Linked DNA regions of Mus musculus: region 2 is linked to region 1. Evidence: chromatin contacts called from ENCODE Hi-C or POLR2A ChIA-PET data. All regions are on one chromosome and are shown on one strand. Each heading gives the region's core, a stretch centred on a gene start or an enhancer-like site at or near the end of the contact. The rest is flanking DNA. Distances are from core to core; before and after follow the strand shown.

The links. A loop is a pair of places that touch in the nucleus more often than their neighbours do. ChIA-PET counts read pairs that join two places held with the same protein, here RNA polymerase II (POLR2A).
Region 2: POLR2A ChIA-PET joins it to region 1 with 11 read pairs in embryonic stem cell. The contact joins the promoter of Esyt3 here to the promoter of Cep70 in region 1. A Hi-C loop is called at or near these places in 2 of 37 maps with a recorded cell type or tissue (Patski and T-helper 1 cell). POLR2A ChIA-PET finds 5 or more read pairs at or near these places in 3 of 5 experiments (Patski and embryonic stem cell).

What each region holds. Positions count from the first base shown.
Region 1 is chr9:99,239,784-99,246,257 of GRCm38, forward strand. Cep70 (centrosomal protein 70) reads left to right here and starts at 3,558. Exons shown (of 18, transcript NM_023873.4): 1 at 3,558-3,707.
Region 2 is chr9:99,354,351-99,360,824 of GRCm38, forward strand. It overlaps Esyt3 (extended synaptotagmin-like protein 3), which reads right to left and starts at 4,180. Exons shown (of 23, transcript NM_177775.3): 1 at 3,701-4,180. The coding sequence starts at 4,039.

The sequences.
Region 1 (6,474 bases), core at 2,308-4,807:
TCTGCCACTCAATTAGGCATCATTTTCAAACATGAATGCTTTCTTCTACAAGCCGACTTTACCGTCATTGTTTGGGATTAAAGGTGTGTGCTGAGGGCACGTCTGTATTCCAGCCAGAGCAGCCAGGTTGCCAAATTAGAATCCCTCTACAGTTCTCCAGAAGACTTCCTAGTAGCTTTCTCTTCGTTATTTGTTTTTATTTATAGATTAGACACATAATAAATGACTATTGGAAGAATGAAGGCGGTGGTGGTATAGAGTGGACGTCTCCAGGGGTGACACAAGGTTGGCTGGTTTCCTCCCTAATCCTTAGTTGCCCCCCTTCTGGATTTCTTTTTATCAATACTTAATTCTGAGAAACAACTCAGAATGGGAGGAGCAGGAAAGCCTAGTGGGGTCGCAGCTCACAGCTTATCAAAGGATAATATTTTCTCATAAAATTCAAGGAATCTAGCTATTTTTTATAAGACTAATAAGGCATAATCTATCAAGTTCTTGCTATGTGACTCCAGTTCTAACAACAGTCCAGTGATTATATTTATTCTATTTTACACAGGGACCCAAAAACCCTTCAGAAGTTACGGGCTTTATATTTGGATTCAGGCACATAGAAGAAAGGTTTATGTTAAGAGATAATATTATTTGAAAGAATATTATGCTTGAAGAAAAGAATTGCATTTAATATTTGGGCCTCACGCTCCAAGCTACAGTGAAATCTACACTGGAATTGGACAAGGTGACCTATGATTCTTCAGCCAGCTAGTTCCTCTCTCTAGTCTCTGGTATGCTGGACTTGAGAGACAGTTTGGGCTTGGTTTTGTAACTATTTCACAGAGGCAGGACACCCGTGGGAAGAAGAGTCATTTATTATCTACCTACCAGGACTACATGGCAGGAAATCATGTCTGAACAAGGCACCACAAAAGGTCTTGAACTTAAACACGAAACGTCCTTGTTCTGGCTGACTGAGCTTGCGGCTTTGTTCTAAGTCTCAGATTGCTTTCCTGGTTTTTCAGGAAGTATCTGAATGATGGTTAGCTTCATAAGCTGCTTCTCACCAATTTGACCACAGACACTATCGCTTTAAGAGAGCAGCTGGAGATGCATTCACCACAAAACAAAACATGAGATAGGTCATATGTTTATGCTTTGTTTTGGGTCTCTTCTTTAAATGGGTTGGCTGATTTTCCAAATTTGGTATTGTCTGTCTATCTATCTATCTATCTATCTATCTATCTATCTATCTATCTAAATATCTATTTTTTCAAGGCAGTGTTTCTTTGTATACCCCTGGCTGTCTTGGAATGTACTCTATAGACCAGACTGGCCAGAACTCAGAGATCCACTATTTCTGTTTCCCTAGTGCTGGGATTAAAGGTGTGTGCCACCACTGCTCAGCTAAATTTAGTTTTTAAACAACAATGAAGACTGAAACAAAATAATGGAAGAAGCACTAGCACTTTGGAAACCATTTAAAAATGTGGCGCCTCCTTTTTACTTTCTGGGATTTAGGCTTGAGCCACCTCTTCATCTCCCTGGCAATTACTGATCAGGAGGTAGGGTATATCTGGCAGGTCCAACTGGCTCAATAAAACAAACAAAAACAAAACACAAAACTGGAGAAGTTTCTATAGGAAAAGAAAGTATGTGGTCTTGGTTGCTCCAAGTAGGCAGCTGGAAAATAAGTATGAATTTATCATGTTTTCAACAGCACAGACTAATAGCAGCTGGACCCACTTAACCATTGAAATTGGTTTGAAGCCGGGCATGGTGGCGCACGCCTTTAATCCCAGCACTTGGGAGGCAGAGGCAGGCAGATTTCTGAGTTTGAGGCCAGCCTGGTCTACAAAGTAAGTTCCAGGACAGCTAGGGCTACACAGAGAAACCCTGTCTCAAAAAACCAAAAACCAAAAAAAAAAAAAAAAAAAGAGATTGGTTTGAATTAATCAATGTCAACGTCTCCGTCTCCCTCCTCTAGGGTTTGTGTTGTGTGACCTAATCAATTGCTTTATTGTTTAAGGCAGTTTGAATTAGTTGAGTTTTTTGTTTGTTTGTTTGATTTTTATTACTCACATCAAAAGTAATTCTAACCCACGGATGTTTGGCCTATGGGTTGGCTCAGAAGATTGGGAAAGTCACCCTATTGTTCTGGAAAAGGTAAGCAGTTAGATTGTCTTAGGAAGCTGAAAATGAAAATCTGTCAGCTCCGTAGTGTGAATATCCAGATATAGAAAGGGAAGGAAGGGGCCATGAGGGGGAATAGAGGGATTGGGATGTGTTTGCAGAGAACACACACAGTTTAGACTCACTGTGTGCCTAAACGTGGGCTTGAGAGCAGTACTCTCTTAAGAGATGTGCCCTTGGACCACCCAGAGAGAGTCACTTTAGTTGATGTATTAGGGTCACTAAGACCCTGATGGGACTTGCATTTCCCAAGTCCTTCTGGAAATGCCTGTTGTCAATACCGCCACCGTGTGGCTGTAAGTTGCAAGGACAACGATGGTAGATTCCTGAAAACTCGAGGTCATCCTTTAGACTGCGAACATGATTTTTTTTCCCTTACATATTTTGGATTTCTTAACCCACTTTTGGTTTTTGAAAAGAGTGGAGAAGGACCTTCGTTTTATTTTTTTCCTTGAGCCAAGGCCTCCTGTAGCTTCCGGTGGTCTTGACTTTTGCTATAAAGCCAGGGATGACCTTGAACTCCTGATCTGCCTGTACCTCCTAAATTCTGGAATTACAGGCACGTGTCAGCTCGCCTGTCTTAGGCCGTGTTGAAGAATCAAACCCAAGGGCTTCCCGGACGCTGAATTCTACCAACTGATCTACATCTCCAGTCCCTCTTCCCCACCAGGTTTAGAATCAGTCTTAATTATTTCTCAGCGGACAGTTGGTTCTCCCTCCTGGCTATACATTAGAATCACTTCGGGGAACCATATAAACTCTGGACGTGTGGGCCCCACTTTAGAGATCTTGACTTAATTAACCTGGAGGCCCATAGATCGTTTTCAAGGCTTTTCAGCTTATCTAAAGTTGAAGCAAGAGTTGTGCCTCATGTCCTTATGTAATCTTTTATCTCTGTAGCCACAAACCCTTTATTAACCAGTCTTATCAGTGTCTAACAGGAGCCCAAACTGCCTATCTAGACTGAGCTTCGTCAGGCAGGCATCTCAGTTCTTCGTAGACCTTTGAAAATATTCAAGGAGAAGGTGAAATGTTATCAAGAAATGCTTATTGGGGTTGCCCCGTGCAGACAGTTCCTGAAAAAGGCTCGCAGTCAGGGCGTGAGGGGGAGCTGTAGGGAGCGCAGGCATCCAGTGATAATAAGGCAGCCCCGGCCTCACTTTCACTTGCAACCGCAAATGTGTGTATTTCTAGCTTCTCGGGGATCAAAGAAACACCATGGTGACTGAGCGACTATCAGGCGGAGCGTCCAGGAAGTGTCAAAGCGCCTGCTACAAAGTAGCCGCAGCAAGTCCGGGTCCGGTGGGAGTGGAGGCGGGAAGAAGCCCCGCCCCGTGGGCGGAGCTAACGATAGAGCGCGGCGTGGACCCGCCTTCCCGGCGCGCCAGGTGGTGTTGTCCCGCCCCGCTGGGAGGCCATCGACTGCGTCAGTTCGATTGGTCAGCCTGGCTGCGCTAACGGTCGCGTAGGCGGGGCTTAGGCCGCGGGGGCGAGCGCGGTGGAAGCCACGGGCTGTGACCGAGGTGAGTGGCGCTTGGGGTCGCCGAGGACTTTACGTGGGCCCCCTTCAGGTGCACGCCCAAAGGTGGCTTCTCCGGAATCCGGAGCGTCCCACTCACCAGCCAGGGCCCTCAGAATGGAGTCGCCCCGGCTCCTACGCGCTAGCTAGGAAATGCGCGTGCAGGTGTGGGCGTGGACCTCCCTGCGGGGAGCCCGCCCGTCGCTTTGTGTCCCTCGCTCCTCACTCAACCTCTTCTCCCAGCCGAGTGTTGAAGGTGTGCGACCTGGTAGAGGAAGCAGGAACTGAGCTTAGACTCCTACATGGAATCGGCTGGGTTCCGGGCTAGCTCCAGTTCTCTTTGCGGCGCTGTCAGGTGATAGCGATTTGGAGCCAAGTGGGAGATCGCGGAGTAAAGGGTAGGCGAGTACCCCTCCTGTCAGACTCATTACAAATTTAAGGACTCCGCCTTTATGTGGGTCCACGTTGATTAATGTGAAAAACACAGCAAAGCCTAATCAAGGTTCCCACTATTATCAACTAATCAATAATTGTTCACGCCACGGTGCAGACGTAGAGAAAGAGGACAACCTTGGGCGTCGGTCATTGCCTCTACCTTGTTTGAGACAAGGTCTTTTGTTTTTCTGCATACTGTAGGGGATGGAGGGGAGAGCTGCAGAGTCCGATCTCCCTACAGGAGGCCCGGGGTTACAGAATTCTCGCCTCCTGTGGATTCTGAGGATTGCTTCTCAAGCTTTCTTGGGACAAGTGCCTTTACCCACTGAGCTGTCTCTCTAGCCTGCCACTTTATTTTGTAATCATATCAGCGCTGCAGGCATTGGTTTCAATCTTGTGCATTGCATGGATTTTTGTAAATAGTAAATAGCTAGTAAATGGTAAACCGTGAAGAGCAAGTTGCAATGTTGTTGGAATTGAATTGTTGATTCACGTTAAGGCAAGGTTTCATGCAGGCCGTCTGAGGACGACATTGAATTCCTGATCCTCCAACCTCTGAAATGCTGGGGTTACAGCTAAACACCACCACACCCAGCTATTATATTTATGGGGGTTTTGTTTTTTTTTTTTTTTTGTTTTTGTTTTTTGTTTTTTGAGGCAAGATTTCTTTATGTAGCCTTGGCTGTCCTGGAACTAGCTCTCTAGACCCAGCTCACCTAGAACTCACAGAGATCCTCCTGCCTCTGCCTCCTGAGTGCACACCACCATTGCCTGGCTATAAAATTTTAGTATGTGTTGTATTTTAACAGATCCTCAGATACCTACAGGGCAATTAATGAACTGTTGTGAAACATGGATGGACTGTGTCAAAATATACACTTTTCCCCCCATGATGGCTGTCACTTGTACTCACACTCCCAGGGCTGAGAGGGATGGGTTGCCTAGGCTAGTTCTAGGTCAGCCAAGGTTCTGTTTCAAACATCTCCAGTTTCATCTTTTTCTCATTTTGTTTTTCTCTTATCTTCTTTTTCTCTTATTTTCCTTTTCTCTCTTTTCTTTTTCCCCACCCTCCTTTTCTTGAGACAAGATCTTGCCATGTTGTCCAGGTTGTCTTGGAAGTCACTATGTAGACCAGTTTGGCTTTGAACTTACAGGAGTCCACTAGGATTTGCTTCCTGAGTGCTGGGAATAAAGGCATGCATCACCATCCGCCACTAAACATTTTTACCACTTTTAATTATGTGCGTGTTCATGTGTACAGGTACTCGTGGGGGCCGAGGAGTTGGATCTCCTGGAGCTGGAGTCATAGGTGGTTGTGAGCTGCCAGGCGTGGGTGAAGGGGATTGAACTCTGGTCCCCTGTAAGGGATAACATGCTCTTAGCACTGTGCTGTTTCATTTCTGTTTGTTTTTGTTTTGGTTTTGGTTTTTTTGTTTTTGTTTTGAGACAGGGTCTCTCTATATAGTCCTGGAACTCACTGTGTAGACCAGGCTGGCCTCGAACTCACAAGATCTGCCTGCCTTTGTCTCCTGAGTGGTAAGATTAAAGGTGTCTACCACTGTGTTTGGCTTCTTTCTTTTCTTGAGATAGGGTTTTACTATGTAGCCTGGGCTGTCTCATATCCTTCCTAAGACCCAAAGCTGGGAATTATGGGTATGTGATTTTTTTTCTCCTTTTTGTAACACTTGGCTTTATTTGCCACGTGGCTAAACGACATCCGTCCTCTACTTCCTACTCTAGGAGTCCTGTGTGTTAACAACACTCTGTAAAGGTTCTGCCTTGGCCCTAGGATGCCGTTATTTTTTTTTTTTTCCTGTGACTTTCAAGGTTCCAAAGCCGTGTCTTGTTAATAGCCTGGATGGGGAAAAGATTACTACAGACGATTAGCATGTTTGCATTAATAGGTAATACTTTGTGTCAATTTGTAATAATTGGAAGTGTGCTCTTGAAAAAGCTTACAGGTTTTTACTATGACTTTTTAAAGAACACTTTCAGAACTCAGAGAACCTTGGGGGTTACAGGGGGTGGGGGCTTGATCACGGGTGTAAATAAGTTCTCTGCTTCCTGCTTTTACTTGAGTACACTTGCAAGCAAGGATAACTACCCTTGAAGGCCACATATCAGAATGATAGATTTGAATATCCTGCACATGTTTCAATAAAGCAATAGGAGGAAGGACAAGGGGGAAAGGAAGGGGGGCATCTGTGGAAAAAGCTGTTCGTTCTTGTTGCAGTTTTCAGGCTGTGGTTATCGGTACCATAGATACCGGCCTTGAGAATAACTCGACCATTTCTGTGACAGGTTGAACATTTCAAGGCTTTGGCTTGTATCTTTTT
Region 2 (6,474 bases), core at 2,930-5,429, 120 kb after region 1:
CCTTGGTCCCACATGGCCATCAACTGCTTTGATGGTCCAGCATCAAACTTTGTGAATTCATTTGAGAGTGTGCAGGCTCACTGCATTAACTTGCTCTAATTAACAGAACCATCAGTGAGGACAGACCAGGAGTCGTGGGCTCTAGAAGGGCTGCTGTGTCCTCCCACAGTAAGAACGGCTAGCAGGGATGAGGACTAGGGACAGGCCTCCACACAGCTATCATTTTGAGTGAGTGGGTCACCTCCCTGGCTCTTAGGTCGGCATCCCCAGTCACGTGGAGAGTAAGAAAGAAAGGTTAGGGAATATGTCTTGGGTGGGATAGGGTGAAAGCAGAGAAAAGCCGACTTCGGTTGGTTCATGGCTAGAAGGATTCTCCAGATGAGCTTCCCCCACCAATTCATTATTTTCAGAGAGGTGCAGAGGCCCTGAACCTGGTCTACCCTGGCAAATGCTCAGGGATGCTCCTGTATACCTCTTCTCATCGGCACCACCCTCCAGCAGTCCCCCAAGGGTTAACTGTCCCCAACAAGGCTGCCAGTTGATTGCTATCAGCTGGCAGTAACATGCTGGGCTAGGCTCGGAACCACAGGCAGACAGACTGCCAATGTCTCCCACAGTTCTTTCCACTGTCTACCCTGCCTCCGGCTATTTGCCTACCAACTGGCTCTCATCCCTCATACTCCCCATCAGATCAGGAGCCAGGGAAGGCAGTCACCCGTCTTCACTCTTCACCAAGGCAGAGCCAAAGTAAACACCTGATAAATAGGGTATTATTATCATCAGTGAATGGCTCACTGGATGTCCTGGAAATGGGCAGACCGGTGAAGGCCCACACTTATGCTAAGGAGGTGGCTGGGGCAGGGACGCAACAGATGCTGACCCCATGGACAGTCTCAAAATCAGAGCAAGAAGGTCCCACTCTGACAGCCAGGAGGTGAATACTCACTATGATTCTGAAGCCAGCATCCCGGAAACCACAGAGCAAGCCCTGCAAGAGCCAGGCAGAATGAGGTTTCCCAGAGGCTCTCTGTGCACCTCTCCCACCTGCTCCACTCTCCGTGGTCAGCCAGCTCCAGAAAGATACCTGTGCTACTGGGACACTTGTTCATTAGTTTAACACTGGGAAAAGGTCCTCAGGAGGCTTAGAAAACTGAAGATCATAAAGCAACAACTTTTACTGGACACCCACTGGTGATTGGCTCTGAACAAGTGCTTTGGTTTGTTGGTTTTGTTTTGTTTTGTTTTGTTGTTGAGACAGGGCCTCGTGTGTCCTAGTATGGCCTCAAATTTGCTGTGTAGTTAAAGCTGGCCTCGAACTCCTGACCCCCTTGCCTCTATTTCTAGAACCCTCAAACTCTTACAGGCATTGTCTCACTCTGAACTTGGGGTTTTCAGATATCCGACGCATTACAGCCAGCACATGGAAGCAGGGCTTCAGGGTTAAGCCAATCGGGTCAAGGGCTCTCTCCTTTTCGTGTTAACCTCCACACTGCGGGCAGGACTCCCTCACTCCTTGGGTTTGTAAGTCGTATGTGTTCCTACTCAGAGGTAGGAACAGTGAGCAGTGAGCAGGACATTCAACCACGAGTGTCCCAGCTTTCCTACCTCGTCCTGCATGAGACTGGTCGAAAGGCCACATTTGCACCAAGCTGTGCATCCTTCCCAAGGGTTCATGGGAAAGTAACCTCTCTAGATTTGTTTCTGAGGAGCCCCAGGCGTTCTGTCAGCCAGCTCTCTACACCAGGAAGTACCCTAGAAGACCCCTAGGCTCCACCCTCACTCTGCAGGCCACAGGCAGCTATAATCCCTCTCCAGCAGCTCATCTCCTGCCACGCCCACTACTGCCAGGTTCAGTAATTTTCTCAGCTGGGTTCTCTACCCCTTTCATTCCCAGCTCCTCCCCTTCTGTAGGGTCTTTTGAAATCTTGCACCTTCTGCCCCAGTGCTTGCCCTCTCTCGGCCCTGGCCATCAACCCTGACCATGTCAGACAGGCTAAGCACACACCACGTCCCAGAGTTCCCAGTCCATTCCTCTTGGCTGTGTTCACAAGCCTCTCTAGGTCCACAGAGCCTGGCCTAGCATCACCACCTTAATCCCAAAGCTTACTTAGGAGCTGGTCCGGAGAGTCAGCAACCACAGCAGCTAAGAGTCTGGAAAACCTAGGCTGAGGTAAGACCCTCTTGAGGGCAGATGACTGTGGCCCTGATGTGAAAATCAGTAAGGTGTCCACTGTAAGCCTCTGACCCCCTGATTAGAACCTAAGCAAGTTCCTGGGTCTAATTTCCCCAGGACCTCCATGACAATTACCAATCATGCACCCTTCTCCCACCTGAGGCTGGCATCCCTGAGAGATACCATCCTCCTGTGTGTTCCATGGCCAGCTGGATCAGACCTGTACCCATCTCTTCCACTCTAGGAACAGTACCCACTAAAGTTCCACCGTGTGTATCCTTATCCACAAGCGTTTGGCCCCCTCGACCCAAATACATATACTCCTGTCTACAAAGCTTTCCTGCTGAGTCACACATTAGTGCTATGGGATAAACCGAACCTTCTCTCCCAAAATGCACGTGTTCTGTGTCCCAGAACCTCAGAATGTGACTGCATTAGAGAACATCTTGACAGATCTAAGTTTAAATAAGCTCATTAGAATGGATTTGAATGCCTTGATACTCTTGTATGCAAAATAAACACTTGGGCACAGGTACACAGAGGGAAGTCAGAAGTCAGCCGCGGGCAGAAGAGAGAGAGAGATAGCAGACTCAGAATGGACCCCTAGATATGGTGATCTTGAACTAATCACCTACAGGATACTAAGTTTCTGTTGTCCAAACCACCACATCTGTGGTACTTTGCTGCAATGGCCTTAACAAACTACATACAGGCAAGACTTAATTTCCAAATGAGATTAATAAGCCATGCTAACGTTCTCTTCTCAATCACAGACAGGTGTGATGCTCATAGATTCAGCTGCGTTTTAGAGTTCAGGCCACACGCAAAACATTCAAGCCAGCCGAAATTAGGAGTCTGGGGGGGCCTCCGCATATCTCCCCTGGGAGTCTGAGATACAAGATACTCAGGGAAGCAGAAGCCTCCAGCTCCAGGGGGCAGATCTGTCACACACTAACCCTCTGAAACGGACTCCTTTGGTCAATGTTTGCGAAACATCCAATCCTAAACGTCCTTGTTCCCCACCCGAGGAATTAAGCTGGGGGTACAGATTTTGTTTTTACGTGAACCAGGTGGGGTTCTCAGGACCAGATGCATTTGAGAAACCATAGCCATGCCAACCGCCACCAGGAAGCGGGTTTGTCTCTGGACTACGAGTGTGCACACGGCCCGCTCAAGCCCATGGCATAAGAAGGGAGAGGACAGTGGTCCACGCAGTATCCCGGCTTGCTCTGCGGAGCACTCCTGCCAGCTCTCGGCTGAAGGCGACCAGAGCCCTGTGCTCCTGTCACTGCTGTATGTGTCTATATACGTGTCACGCCCTTCGCTAGTTCTTAAATCAACAGGCGGGTGGAAGAAGCGCCCTGTTTCCTACGCGAGCAACTTTGCGGAGTCCTGGACGCCCAGTTTTGATCCTGGGTGTGTCCCACCTCCGACTCTTCTCTGAAGCCCGGCCCTTGCGTGAAGACCCGGGAGTACGCCCCAGCTCCCCCCTCGGAAACCCACAGCCCTCCGCCGGGCCCGGCTTACCCAGGCTGGCAAATGCTGGCCCCGCAGCTCACGGCTGATGAACTCGCGCTCGTGCTCCAGGAATTCGAAGGCGGCCTCCAAGCGCCCCAGCTTCCCGCGGCGGTTCCGGCGCCACCACATCCAGAGCAGGGCGCCAAGCAGCAGCCAGGTGACGCTGAGCCCCAGGTAGCCCGCCAGGTAGACCGGTGCCAGGTAGAAAAGGACGCGCGCCACGAAGCTGTAGAGCTCGGGCAGTAGCTGGCCCGACAGGCGCGGTCCGGGGTCCCGCGAGCGCTGGCCTCTCTCCGGGACGTCAGGACCGCCGGGCGCGCTCGGGGCGCAGGGCTCCTCCGGCTGCATCTCGCTGTCGCCGGCTTGTCCTCTCTAGAAGCTTCACCCCAGCTCAGGTTGGTGCACCCCCTATGCCGGCGCACATCTGTCCTCAAGGCACGAGGACTCCGCAGCCGCGCAGCTCCTGCTCCGCCAGCCTCTCCAAGCTCTGAGCTCGGGTTCTACCAGCTCCGGACTGCGGAGTCTGGGCATAAGGCCAGAGGGGTGGAGCTCTGGCAGGCAGGGAAATCCGGAAGTCTCCGCCACCAGGGGCGTGCCCAGGTGAAAAGGGGCGGGGTCAACCCGATGAGGCCTTGAGGGCATCCTGGGATCCCACTGTCTGGCATAAATGTCAACAGAAGGGGTGCAGTTGTCATTTGGGGTGAGCTAAGCGTTACTCTTCACATCAACCCAACACGGGTAAACATCACCTAAAACCTGTTCCTTACACACAGTATCATCTGGACTTTTTGCGGGGTGTCCTAGGCCAGCACTGCGTTGGATCTGACCCAAAGTCTGGGACCACTCCCAGCTGGTCCTTAAAGCCTTGCTTTTCTCTCTTAAACTATTTGTTACTTAAGCCATCTGGACCCAGCTCCCAGCACAGTCAAACTGAGCTTAGGGACCATTCTCTACCCCACCCCCACTCCCATCCTCAGCGTCATTTTAAAAACCCTGTCTGCAGGGGAGTTGGTCAGTGCCTTTCCTTTCTGGGACTGGGAGCGTCCAGGAAACCGGCCATCTTCACTCATAGTCATTTACTCTCTCTTGGTGCACCCAGAGAGGGCAAGCGACCTGCGAATGGAAAAAGAAAGAGGAAGCCAGCCTTGAGGTGCTTCGGAATCTATGAGCCTTCTGCTTTCGTGTCGCCCAGGCCGAACGATCAGACCAAGAGAAGCAAGGCTCCGTAAATTCAGACAGTGACTCACCTTGCGGATGGCACAGATTGTAGGCGCCTATACAGGAGATCACAGAAATGGACGGATGGTGAGACAGAGTCAAGAGGAGAACAGGCCTGATTTGGGGTAATTTCATTCTCTTTCCACAATCGTTGAAAGGCTTAGCCCCATGAACAATCAAAAGATGAGTGTGTTCTCTTTCTTGCACCCTTCCCCGCTTCCTATCTCTTCCTCTGGATAAAATTACTTGCTGCAAGGGGTTGGAGAGATGGCTCCTCGGCTAGAACTCTTACTGCTCAAGCAGAGGACACTAATTCAGGTCCCAGCACATACAAGAGGCTCGCCAAGTTCAAATAACTCCAGCTCCAGGGGATGGTCTTGGATACCACATTCATACATATAATTTTAAATTAAGAATAAATCTCCAAAAACTTATTTATCAGAGTAAGGTTTTACAACAATGGGAATGCTGCCGGAGGTCAGAATACCTGAATCTCCTTCCTCTGCTCTTGGTCATCTTCTTCTCAGGCTACCCTGGGATATCAACCACAAAGCCCCTCCTTCCAAGTGCCTTTGAAGAGTCCGCTGCATTCAAATCTTACTAAAGTTTCTGAGAAGTCCTACAGACAAAGGCTGGTAAACAGAATTTAACCCTATGTTGCTCTAATGATTCCCTATGGAACCCATTCCTCAAGACATTTCTCTCTTGATTGGCGCAGCTCAACAGAAGCTAACAGGCTTCTGAGGCTATGTGTCAGGGACCCAGAGCTGTCTCCAGCAAGGCGAGGCAGAAGGAACACTTGGGATACACAGATCGAGATATTACCTGTCAGGGCTCTGCTCCTCACCCGAGTAGAATGTTGTCCCTTCCCGCCACTGTGCAGCCCTGCAGGAACAGGTCCTGGTTAGACTGCCAAGCTCCCGGGGAGAGGTCATCCCTTTGTCTTTCGCGCTCACAGGCCCACACCTCCTTACCACCTGACTCAATGTGTTTGCACAGAGTGTGGAAGATGCACACGTGAGGGAGAGTTGCAAAGACAGTGGCTGGCTGTGAGTGCAATGTTCAATGTCCAACGTGAGACCCGTGACATCCTTTGGGACTTTATTGCCCCAGCGGGATTGTTCTCTCTGTTCCCAGACACACCAAGTTTGTTCAACATCAAAGCTTTCAGGTTCCTCTCTGCAGAATGGCCTCCTCCTTAGTCTTCCATAGAGTACAGTAGAGGTGAGGATGTTACTCGATGTTTTCCATTCTACCAAACCCTGTTTATAACAACAAACTGCTTTCCTAAGTTAACTGTAAGAGACTATTGAGAATATGGCATTAAAATCTTATACACACACACACACTTGAGGTCATGTTCGAGCTGAGAATGTAGCTGCTATCCCGTCTCCTCACCAGGATCTAGTTACAATGTTCCATGAAGGCTGTCTGGGGATTGGCTGCAGCACACTCCAGGCGGAAGCCTGCCTTCCAGGACTTGTGCTGCACCCATTTGAGAGATCATCACACCACACATCTGCTCTGCAGAGAATGGCAGCTTCAATGGTGACTGGCTACTGTCA